Linked DNA regions of Mus musculus: all the other regions are linked to region 1. A link is a contact called in ENCODE POLR2A ChIA-PET data. All regions are on one chromosome and are shown on one strand. The core of a region is the stretch at or near the end of the contact, and the rest is flanking DNA. Distances in the headings are between cores, read along the strand shown.

The links. ChIA-PET counts read pairs that join two places held with the same protein, here RNA polymerase II (POLR2A).
Region 2: POLR2A ChIA-PET joins it to region 1 with 16 read pairs in embryonic stem cell. The contact joins the promoter of 2410006H16Rik here to the promoter of Zswim7 in region 1. POLR2A ChIA-PET finds 5 or more read pairs at or near these places in 4 of 5 experiments (Patski and embryonic stem cell).
Region 3: POLR2A ChIA-PET joins it to region 1 with 21 read pairs in embryonic stem cell. The contact joins the promoter of Ubb here to the promoter of Zswim7 in region 1. POLR2A ChIA-PET finds 5 or more read pairs at or near these places in 3 of 5 experiments (Patski and embryonic stem cell).

The regions. Positions count from the first base shown.
Region 1 is chr11:62,279,457-62,283,376 of GRCm38, forward strand. Zswim7 (zinc finger SWIM-type containing 7) reads right to left here and starts at 1,939. Exons shown (of 5, transcript NM_027198.1): 1 at 1,801-1,939. The coding sequence starts at 1,876. Ttc19 (tetratricopeptide repeat domain 19) reads left to right here and starts at 2,017. Exons shown (of 10, transcript NM_028360.2): 1 at 2,017-2,237; 2 at 2,329-2,432. The coding sequence starts at 2,057.
Region 2 is chr11:62,600,656-62,604,575 of GRCm38, forward strand. It overlaps 2410006H16Rik (RIKEN cDNA 2410006H16 gene), which reads left to right and starts at 2,222. Exons shown (of 5, transcript NR_030738.1): 1 at 2,222-2,368; 2 at 2,580-2,627; 3 at 2,942-2,991; 4 at 3,748-3,811. Snord49b (small nucleolar RNA, C/D box 49B) reads left to right here and starts at 2,431; the gene lies at 2,431-2,493. Snord49a (small nucleolar RNA, C/D box 49A) reads left to right here and starts at 2,805; the gene lies at 2,805-2,866. Snord65 (small nucleolar RNA, C/D box 65) reads left to right here and starts at 3,875; the gene lies at 3,875-3,920.
Region 3 is chr11:62,549,295-62,553,214 of GRCm38, forward strand. It overlaps Ubb (ubiquitin B), which reads left to right and starts at 1,877. Exons shown (of 2, transcript NM_011664.4): 1 at 1,877-2,301; 2 at 2,846-3,919. The coding sequence starts at 2,852. The coding sequence ends at 3,769.

The DNA.
Region 1 (3,920 bases), core at 689-3,188:
TTTTCTTCCAGATTCCAAGATGCCTCCCAGGCTAGAACTCAGACATGTGGGCCGCTGGCCGCCCTCAACACCTTTTAACCAAGCGTGAGAGCAGAAAAACCTTTTTCAGACATTCAAAGCCGCAAAAGCATAGTTCATGCCTTCTTCAGAAACCTACTGAGGTGTGTACTGCATACAATAAGACAGGTAACAATACACAAGTGGATCAACAAGAGGAAAGTAAACTGTAGGATGTGCTAACACAAGACCCAAACTGGGAAAAGAGAATTCCCAGTTAACACTGAAGGAAGACAGCAGCAGCCCAACCGGACAGCAGCCAGTCCATACTAGGGAAGTCGGCAGGCTCTTCGCAGATTCCTTTATGAAAATGTAACTGATAAAATGTCTTTTTTACCTTAACATTTTGAGTGGAGACCTGTGATAGTGGCATAAAATTTCAAGTTCAAGTAAAAATACATATGTAGAAAACTAAACAAGCTTAGAAAGCCGAGATGGTTATAATTCAGGGGAACCAAGTTACCCAGGAAAGGAAATCATAGCTTCTATATGGTCAAAATCATATACATGCAACCTGGACTTATATTCTGCACGGTTACCAAGGAAGATTGGGGATTAGAAAGGAATACCCAGACCCAATACTGAAAACTGCTCTACTGAAAAATAAACAGGAATTGAGAGTCTGCTCCTGTGTAAGGGGGCCCCTTCAGTTACTGGCATATGGATTAACCAACAGCCCTGTTCTGTAAAACTCATCTCGTTCCAGCATCTCAGAACATCTGTGGTCAAATCCTGGAAGCAAGACCTCACAACAGACTAACACCCCACAACTTCTTTGAAGTCAAAGCATGTTTGAATACCTGGTTGGCTGAATCTTTTACGTAAAAGACCAAAATGAGACTATTCGTTTACTTTTCTAGTCCCATTGAAGCAGTAACTCAAACCAGTTCACAGAGCACAATCAATGAACAATAGGAGTTTTGTGCTCTAATTTGGCTATCATTTAGAGAGGCTATTTTTGGGGAGAGTGCTTTAATTAGTCTACACTTCAAAAGCACCCCCCACCCCACCTCCAGTTTTTTGAGATAAAGTCTCCAGCAGCCCAGTCTGGCCTAGCATTATGTAGCTGAGGTTGACCTTAAACTTTCCCTTTTTCTTTCTTTCTTTTTTTTTTTTTTTTTTTTTTTTTTGTCTCCACTTCCCAAGTGCGGAGACTACAGCCATGTGCCCAGTCTTGTGCGGTGGTGGGGAATCCACGGCAGCTCTCTACATGCCAGGCAAGCCTCTTTACCAGCCGAGCTGCATAGTAGATCCTCATTACTAGTTTTCCCCTTTTGGTAGATCCTCCTACTCTGGTGAGTAAGCAAAGATCATCCTTGGTCGGTCATTTTGTTGGAGACAGGCATAGGGCGACCTCTACAGGCCAGAGGGAAGAAGTAATTTTCAACTTCCCGATTTTTTTTTAAAGGTTTTGCCTCCCTGAATGTTTTTTAGTAAAATCTATTTACTAAACAAAGTAGTAAACAAGGGTATTATTTTTAAACTTTGCATCACGGATTGTGGATAAAGATTCTGAGTAACTCGAAATTGTCTACGCATCTGCCATTCCGCATCCCAGCCCTCGCCCACTCCTTGGATGTACCCAGTGGCTCTCTTTAAGTACCGGGGTTCCCGCACACCGGCTCGCACTCAGGGATCTGACGTCTAGTCACTCAAATCCCTCTATTTAGTTAAGCGATTTAAGGGGCCCAGGCTTCAGGGACATAACCATGCGGGGTAAGAATAAAAGCCCGCAGGCCGTACTTCTCGCGCTGTCTCGCACAGCGGCGGCCATCTCGCTCAGGAGCTCTTCCACCACCTCCGGGAGCGCGACCGCCATGGCACGCCGCCCGTCTTCTCTCCTCCCGGGCGCTGCGAACTTCACGCGCCCTGCAGGCCGGGGGCGGGGCGGGGCGGGACGAGACGGCGTGACGTCAGCATGCGTCATCGCGCATGCGGACTGGCGGGGCGTCCCGGGCCAGCCGTGGCTTAGTGGATCTCTGAGGGAGGACCCGTCGGCATGTTCCGGTTGCTTCGCTGGCGTCTGGGTCGAACCCTGCTGCGGGCCGCGGGCCGGCGGTGTGGGGGTTGTACGGCGCGCCTGCTGCCGGAGCGGACGGGCGACGCGGGGACGGGCGCGGAGCGGCTGCGGACCCGAGGCGCGCCGGCGCGGGGGCACGGGGTGCTGCCGCTGTTGGCAGGTGAGCGGTGCGCTCCGGGCGGGGCCGGCCCGGCGGGGGCGGGGACGCGGGCACGGGCCGGTCCCGGTGACCTCTGAGCCGCTTCTCGCAGCTCTCGCCTGGTTCTCGCGACCCGCGGCGACGGCCGAGCAGCCGGGAGAGGACGCGTCAGACGAGGCGGAGGCCGAGATCATCCAGCTGCTGAAGCAAGCCAAGGTGAGGGGCTCGACCGGGCGCGCGCGCTCTCTGCTCCGGTTTCCCGAGGCCTGGATGGATTGGCCCTGGGTGGAAGGTTGGGATCCATCCAGACTGGTCCAGAGCGAATCCTGCAGCAGAATCGCTGCAGTTGTGAGTGCAGGTGGAGACCCTCACATTTCCTTTATTTATTTATTTATTTTGTCCAAACGTATTGATTGAGGATGTTTTGCGAGGGTGGCTTTAATCAGCTAACCTCCAAGCCGAATGACATTTTGTTCATAGACTATGAATGACGCCCCGAAAATGCAATTTAGTATCGTTTATGCCTATTGGTTTGCGTCTAAATCTGTTTCTCCACATCCTTTTTTTCCCCCCTCCAGGTTTATTTCATCTCTTCCTACGGGTTCAATATCGACTTAATGCCAACAACGTCCAGATTTGTGTTCAGACTGCAGTGTGTCATTGACATGCTGTCTCTATTGCAAGGCCACAGCTATCTCTCAGATTTAGCATGCCCGGGACTAAGCACTTTTTCTTAAATTCCTTCCCCCCAAATATGGCTTTAACAGTGTTCTCTCTATCACCTAAAAAATTAAGCCTAAAAAATCATAGTGGTTCCTCAGGCGGACCCCTGTGTTTGAAACCAGCTTGCTCTACAAAGCAAGTCCAGGACAGCCAGGATTCTGTTACACAGAGAAACCCTGTCTCAAAAAAGAGGAGAAAAAAAAAAAAAAAAACAGAAAATAATCATAATTGTTCTTAAAGTGTGTTGTTGATAATTCCCAGTTACAGCAGTAAACACAGTTGCCATCAAATCCAGAACACTTCTCAAATCGCCTGCCCTCTTTTTCCATTCCCTCTTTTCCCCCAGTTTTCCTCACACAGGTCCTGTTCTCTTGCCCCAACCGCAGTCCTTTCTCCGTGTAGCAACCTGAGTGATGGTTTGAAAATGTAAATCAGATTGTAGTAGTGCTTTCTTGTTTGACAGCTGAGTGACTTCTCCCTGTACCTGTGAGAAAACACAAACCCCCTGTCAGAGGCTGCAGGGCTGGAAGTGATCTAAGCCAGCGTCTCATCCTCCTGTGGCAAGAGATGTGATTCAGGACCCTCTGTCCACCTCTCCGTCCTCGAATGTCTTCTGAAGATCCATTCTTTTCACCCCTGTCTTTTGGGGTCATTCTTCTGTCCATTTCGTTACATGGTTAACTCCTTAGTCACTTTACCTCAGTTTTACTCTCATTCTCTTGAACACGTTCCAGATTCCTCTTGTCATTCTTCTGTGCTGTTTTTCTTCCTCTTTTCGTGAGTTTTAATTATGCCTACTTGTCCTACCTGATTCCCTGTAATCTTCAGGAAGAGAAGAAGACGAAAGGCGAACAGCTTCGGTAGGAACACAGTGCCAGGTGTGGTGGTCCACACCTTTAACTGCCACACTCAGGAGGCCGAGCCAAGTGGATCTCTGTGGGTCAGGAGGCAGCCTGGTCTCTGTCTCTGGAGGAAAAACAA
Region 2 (3,920 bases), core at 972-3,471, 320 kb after region 1:
CCTCTAGGATCACGGTCTCCTTCTGGAAGCTCTGGATCGTTGCTCTCACTCACCTGGGCTTCAGCTTCCCACTTCTCTTTACCACTCTTTGCAGGAAAGCCAGAGGACCTTCTTGACATAAGACAAGCAAGCCCACCTCTGAACTCTTTGGGTCTGAGAGCAGTATCCTCGGCCTTGTGCTCTTTTTTTGTTTTTTTGCCCATGAGTTCCAGACCCACCCAACCCTGTACTCCTTTTGTTTTCAGGGGAGTTTGATGAAAAGTCCTTAGTACTTTTTCTTAATTATTCACAAAGCCTGAAGGGCTTCATATTTGGCTCTTTGACTTGGCGTTTGCTAGATGTTTCTGCAACTTGAAACTCCCAGAAGGGGGAGGGCAAGGGAGAGCTGCACCTCTGTTAAAGATTCAAGGCCAAATGACTCAAGATTGAAATTAGTGTTCAAACCAGAGCTAAATTATTTTGGACTATTTTTGGTCCCTTTGAAGCCATCCATATCCCTTGCCCCCGAGTTAACATCCTTGTGACTATGAAAACCTTATATTACTATTCTTGACAGGCCACTAATTTCCACACATTCAAAAGCTAAAAACATCATTGGGCAGCACCTGAAACCTACAACAGAGTCCTCATCTTTACTGTAACTTGCCAATTGAGGTCCCCACCAAATGACTTTCCTTGTTCTGTAACAAGTTAGGCAATGGTGGTGGCACATGCCTGTAATCCCAGCACTCGAGAGGCAGAGGCAGGCAGATCTCCAGGTTCAAGATCAGCCTAGTCTACAGAGCAAGTTCCAGGACCGCCAGTGCTACACAGAAAACAGCACCTGTCTCGAAAACGGCACCAAACCAAAACCAACCAACCAACCAAGCAAACAAAAACCCAAGACACTTCCAATATAGAACATGGTATTTGGGGACCCATGAATCTTGTGTTCCTGGCCATGGTCAAGCATATTTGGCTCCAAGGGAAATTATCTTATTCCCTTTAAGAATGTTTTGGCCTGGACTTCCCTCCCTCCATCAAAATTCTGTTTATTCCTCAGACCACCAAGATTGCAGTCTCATGACCACCTGTCTAGTTCTGTCAAAATGAGTTGCCTCCTCAGCCTATTTGCATAAGAAGTGCATGCAAGCACTTATGTGTGTGTTGCTGGGTAGAACCCAGCATATCATATATACTAGCTCAACAGATTTTGCACTGAGGTGTTTTGAGACAGGATTTCATTCCGTAGGCCAGGCTGGTCTTGAACTCACAAGAACCCTACTCTAGTCTTCAGGTTCACATATCCCAGGCTGACCTCATAGCTGAAGATGACCTTGAACTTCTGATTCTGCTGCCTCCACATACCCAGAGCTTGGGAGTTTGTCACAATGTCCAGTTTATGAGGTGCTGGGGATGGAGCTCAGAACTTCATGTTTGCTAGGGAAACACTGCATCCCCAACCCTTGAGAAAATCAAACATACTCATATACTGAAGGCATAGCATTAGCAGTTTTCTATTACCTATGCCCGATGCAAGTCTCTCCAGTCAGAAGTGGAAAGAGCAGGGGGCAATGGAAATGGATCAAGAGCTCTTCTTGATTCTACAGTTCTCTAAGGAATGTGATGAGGGCCGTCTGCATAGGGCCTTGAGAGACTCCGTGGATATGTTGTAAAAATAATGGGGTGCAGAACGGCCCCAATCATTACACTTTTGTAACAGCGTTTGTCTTTGAACGCGGTTTCGTGTGTGTTAGCGTAGATGAGCCAGGCTCTCCACCACCCAGTTAGATTATATAGGCCCGCTTTTTTTTTTTTTTTTTTAAATTTAAAATAGAGACAGGGGCTCATTAAATTGCCCAGGCTGGACTCGAATTCTTGCGTCGGGTTCCTAATCGATTACGATTACAGGCCTGCACTGTCAGGTCTGACTACACATTTCACACACTACACACGTTCACAAAGGACTAATAAGTCAGGGAAGACAACGAGGACGGAAAACCGCGGAAAGGATGTCGAGTCCGCGCTTAACCCAACACGCAGGCGCGCTGGAGCTCGCGCGCTCTTCGCTACCCAGAATCCCCCGGGGCGGGGGAGACCACTCGCTCAACAGAACGGGGGAGGCCTGGGTCGCGAGGCGGGCCGCTGGAAGTTCCCGTGAGCCTTTGCCGCCCTCACCTCCCTGGGGTGAGGAGTGGTCTATTCCTAGCCCTTAAGAGGAGGGCGCTCACGCGCCGTCTTTCTCTGCGGCCATCATGGGATCGTGCTCTTCTCGCTCGTTGAGCTGGTCCCTTCGCCGTGGCCTGCTGGTGACGGTCTGGAGCGATGCTGAGCCCGGGCCCAGCCTCTCAGCTCCGCCTTGTGCGCTGCACAGATCTAGGGGAGCCTGGTAAGTCGAGGTCTGCATCGCGGGGCGCCGCGCGTGGGCGGGGTGTCGGCTGCAATGATGATGAAACTAGAAAAAAAAGGAAGTGCCGTCCGATGCGACAACTGACGACATCCCTAGTTAGCTGACTGCAGTCGTTTAAGCCTCGGCGACCCAGTGCTGAACACAAGTGTTCTAATTGCCCCTCATGACTCTTACTCTTCTAACCTTTCAGACGGGACGTTGACAACGTGGAATAGGAGCAGTATCATCCCACCATGAGGTAAGGGTTTCTGGAGTATCAGGTGGGGTTCATAGACAAGAGGCTGTGTAGCTTTCGCTCCAGGGACTCCCAACATACCCTGGCCCATGTGGGCACATACATAAATTTAAGACGTGTCTCCATTTAGTGGCTGGAACTACTAGTTGGAGGACAGCAGAAAGCTTGACTGCTGTGATGAGATGACTAAGTAGGAAGTGCCGTCAGAGTCGATAACTGACGATAACTGCTCCTGGCTGACTGCAGTCAAGCCCACACCGGTGGCTGGGGTTTAGGTTTAACTTGGGCTGGACTTTTAACAACTGCTGTACTTCTAGGTTGGGGATTTAAGAGTGGAAGATTGCCAACAGCTGTGGCCTCCCATGAGGTAAGCTTTCAGCTTGGGATTTTAGACCGTTTTGATTTGAGCTAGAGTGTTCATGTATGAGCATCAGTTTTGCCTGTACTCAATACTGGTTGTAGCTGATGGGGGTGGTTAAGTAAGGCAACAGTGCACAGCTCTTACTGTAGAGCCATTTTTTTTTTAAGATTTATCATATCTAAGTACGCTGTAGCTGTTTTCAGATGCACCAGAAGAGGGCATCAGATCTCATTACGGATGGTTGTGAGCCACCATGTGGTTGCTGGGATTTGAACTCCGGACCTTCCGAAGAGCAGTCGGTGCTCTTAACCACAGAGCCATCTCCAGCCCCCTATAGAGCCATTTTTGTGTGTGTTTGCTGTCTTGATGCTAGAAAAAAATGGCACCGGACTTAGGTGGTTGTGAGCCACAATTAGTGCTGGCAGTCAAACCTGGTCTTCTAAGAACTTAGACCTTCTAGTCCATTAACTTGGGTCTTAAAATTTTCAGTTAATGTGGTCTTACAATTGAACCCAGTTGGGCTGGTTTGGCTAGTTGTAAATGTATTTTAGTAATTTGAAAAATACTTCCCTTTTAGGTCTAGGATGTGTTAAGAACTGTAGCTTTCTTGAGAAGAGGCAGGCAGAGTTCAGGCCAGCCTCGTCTACAGTAGTGAGCCAGGGCTACAAAGAAATCCAAAAGAGAAAAGCCAGGGTGGGAGGGCAGCCATTGATTTTGCAAGGCTGTTATATATAATGTCCTGTTTTCTGCAATCCATTTTAGGGTGTCCCCTTTCAAGTTCTCAGAACGGACGCAGGACTGCAGATCTGTGCTGGCAGCAGCAGAGGTGAGTTGGTCTGTACAGTGACTATCTGTTATTACTCTGAGAGATATCAAATGATGATATCACCTAAAATAGCTGGAATTACCGGCAGATTGGTAGTGGTGAGCCTATG
Region 3 (3,920 bases), core at 627-3,126, 270 kb after region 1:
GGCAGAGGCAGGGGGGATCTCTGAGATGGGAGGCCAGCCTGGTCTACAGAGCAATACACATACACACACACACAGGTGTATTCATGTGTTTTAGGGCCTAAAGATGACACAATTTTTTTTTCTATTGTGAACAAAAATGGAAAACAGTTCCTTTTTAATTGGAGAAACATTGTTGAACTAACTCAATAAACTTCTAATCTCAAAATTTATACTGTCTTTTTTTTTTTTTAAATCTGTTTATAGAGGGCTGGAGCAGTTAAGAGCACTAGCTGCTCGATTCCCAAGCAGCCACACAAGTACTCAGCAGTCTGTATAGTTCTAGGGTATCTGGTACCCTCCTGAGCTCCTCAGGTACCAGATACACAGGTACTATATAGACATACATACAAGGAAAACACTCAGATATAAAATACTTTTTAAAAAAATCTGTTTACATCATGCTGGGCACGATGGTCCGTGTCTTTAATTCCAACACTCGGAAGACAGAACCAAGAGAATCTCTTGTGAGCTCTTGATTTACATAGTCATCCCAGGCCAACCAGGGCTACAGAGTGATGGCCAGTCTCCAAGGGGTGGGGCTAGGGGTGAACACAGCACAAGCAACAAAAACTATGCTACGGAAAAAAAAATCTATCTTGTCCAGATGCCATTCTTTTGAAATATTATTACTGGGTTGAAGTCACCAAACGATCTACTTTGAAAACAAAACAAACTAGGAAGCAATAACCCGTCTGGCAATTGCTGGAACTTACCCCAATGAAGTCATCGCATCAATCATAAGATCAGCACTCTGGCTGAGTCTGTGCCTCAAAATGTCTGACTCAGACATACTCTGCTTGTTGAAACAAGGTCCGACTCATGCTTCCTAATAAAAATAAAATACTATGCAAAGGAGACATTTTCTGAATTTCAATTCACTTCAAATAAAATTCTACCTGCTCTTTATTCTAGAAAGCAGACTTTGGGCTGGGGAATCAAACTGGAGCTTTTGGTTCATGCTAGGCAAACCAGCTATGTTCCTAACGTTTCCTTCAGTAATATGGTAATAACTCGTAAACCTTTACAGAGTGAAGTTTAATCTGTTAGCGTAGCTAGACTTCTTACTGTACGGAAGCCGGTAGCCTATGCAAACAAAACTGTTTACATGGCCATCCTCGTGACTCCGCATGACAAAGCAATCCGAGCAGTTCTGCTCCTTCCTTGTTGATCTCGATGAGGGAAAAGCAACCACACCCAAAACCTCAGAACCTAGTCCTGAGGTTGAGGTTCTAGGATTAACGGGCCCCTTCCCTTCCTTTGCACAATAGACATCCCAATGGGAGAGGTGGGTGAACCCCGGGTACTGAGTCTAATAGGCATTTCTCCTCTTTCCTTCCTTTGTTTGTAGATTGCTGGGGAGGGAGAGAATCTGTAAGTCCGGCCGGGCTCTGGGCTGGGTCTCTGGCTAAATCCTCAGCTTCCAGCCCGGCAGCCACCCCACTCCCACCCACATCTGGGCCCGTGGGCGGCTAAGCCACAAGACAAAACAACTAAAAACACTGGCTACGGAAGCATCAATGCTCATACTGGAGGGGGCCTGGGCGAAGCTAGAGTCCAGCCAGGGGGAGCAGGGTGAGGTCGCAATTCACCCTGTGGCGTAAAGCCGCCGAGCGATGGGTGCGAGAGAACCACGGGGAACTCGGGACGCGGGGTTCCGGACGCGGGAAGAGAAGACGCCCCTCCCCCACCTCAAGCAGGAAACATCAGTATTTCGCTAAGGCGAGCGCCCGCACATGCGCACTCGGTTACTTAGCAACGTCGACGTTAAACTGCCCGAGAACCGAGCCCAGCAACAATCGAGCGGCCCGCGACCTCCACCAATCAGCGTCGGCCTCATCTTTGACTCCTCACCAATCAGCGCTGGCGCCGCAAGGAGGTTTCCAGAGCTTTCGAGGGAGGGCCCTTTAACTTGGATTCATCCGCGTGATGATTTTTTCAATTTTTTGCACGAGAGGAGACGAGACGCCGGGAATACAGTGTCTCTCGTTTGGTAGTACTCTTTTCTTTGGTTCTGAAGAATCGGGAGCTCGGCAAAAACGCCTAATTGGTCTGGGGGAGGTGGGGGCCCGCGGAACTACTTTCGGTGGCGCAGGAAGACAACAGCTACGTAGGAGTGAGCAGTCACGCAACAGACGCTGCATAAATAGCGGCTCGCGCGGCCACTGAGCTCAGTGACGAGAGGCTTTGTCCGGTTCGGCGGTCTTTCTGTGAGGGTGTTTCGACGCGCTGGGCGGTTTGTGCTTTCATCACATTTGTTAACAGGTATTTGTCTACGGCGTTTGAATCATGGGAGGATTTAGAGAGGGGGCTTACGTGGTGCTAAGCGGGCCTTTTTTTTCTTGGGGTGGGGGAGGGGAGCGAGGTGACGTGACGCGGCAACGGGCCTTCCGGGAAGAGTGGGCCTTGGTCGCGTGCGCGGAGCGGGGGCGGCCCTGGCGCGCGCGCCAGGGAGCTTAACGGACGCTTAACCGATGGAGAGTCCATCGTGGTTATTTCAGTGGGGGGAGGCAGAAAAGAGGTACTTCTCACTCGGGCATTGTTTATTACTTGAATTTTTATCGATGGCTTCTGGTCTGGATATTTTTTATTTTCAATTTATCATGTCTATTGTTAGCGAACTTGGATGCCCCGCAGTTGATGAATGTTCCAAATGCCAGTTTAGTGTTTTGGAAAGGTTTAGCAGTTTGAAACCATGACAAAACAGGTTTTATGTTATGACAAAAAGGGGAGGAGTTTTGAGTAGAAGTATTTTGTAGGGAATCGAAGATTTTAGTAGGCTTTTAAATTTTTACCTTTTAAATTCAAGGTCAAAATGCAGATCTTCGTGAAGACCCTGACCGGCAAGACCATCACCCTAGAGGTGGAGCCCAGTGACACCATCGAGAACGTGAAGGCCAAGATCCAGGATAAAGAGGGCATCCCCCCTGACCAGCAGAGGCTGATCTTTGCCGGCAAGCAGCTGGAAGATGGCCGCACCCTCTCTGATTACAACATCCAGAAGGAGTCAACCCTGCACCTGGTCCTTCGCCTGAGAGGTGGCATGCAGATCTTCGTGAAGACCCTGACCGGCAAGACCATCACCCTGGAGGTGGAGCCCAGTGACACCATCGAGAACGTGAAGGCCAAGATCCAGGATAAAGAGGGCATCCCCCCTGACCAGCAGAGGCTGATCTTTGCCGGCAAGCAGCTGGAAGATGGCCGCACCCTCTCTGATTACAACATCCAGAAAGAGTCAACCCTGCACCTGGTCCTCCGTCTGAGGGGTGGCATGCAGATCTTCGTGAAGACCCTGACTGGCAAGACCATCACCCTGGAGGTGGAGCCCAGTGACACCATCGAGAACGTGAAGGCCAAGATCCAGGATAAAGAGGGCATCCCCCCTGACCAGCAGAGGCTGATCTTTGCCGGCAAGCAGCTGGAAGATGGCCGCACCCTCTCTGATTACAACATCCAGAAGGAGTCAACCCTGCACCTGGTCCTTCGCCTGAGAGGTGGCATGCAGATCTTCGTGAAGACCCTGACCGGCAAGACCATCACCTTGGAGGTGGAGCCCAGTGACACCATCGAGAATGTGAAGGCCAAGATCCAGGATAAAGAGGGCATCCCCCCTGACCAGCAGAGGCTGATCTTTGCCGGCAAGCAGCTAGAAGATGGCCGCACTCTCTCTGATTACAACATCCAGAAAGAGTCGACCCTGCACCTGGTCCTCCGTCTGAGGGGTGGCTATTAATTATTCGGTCTGCATTCCCAGTGGGCAGTGATGGCATTACTCTGCACTCTAGCCACTTGCCCCAATTTAAGTTTAGAAATTACAAGTTTCAATAATAGCTGAACCTCTGTTAAAAAATGTTAATAAAGGTTTTGTTGCATGGTAAGCATAT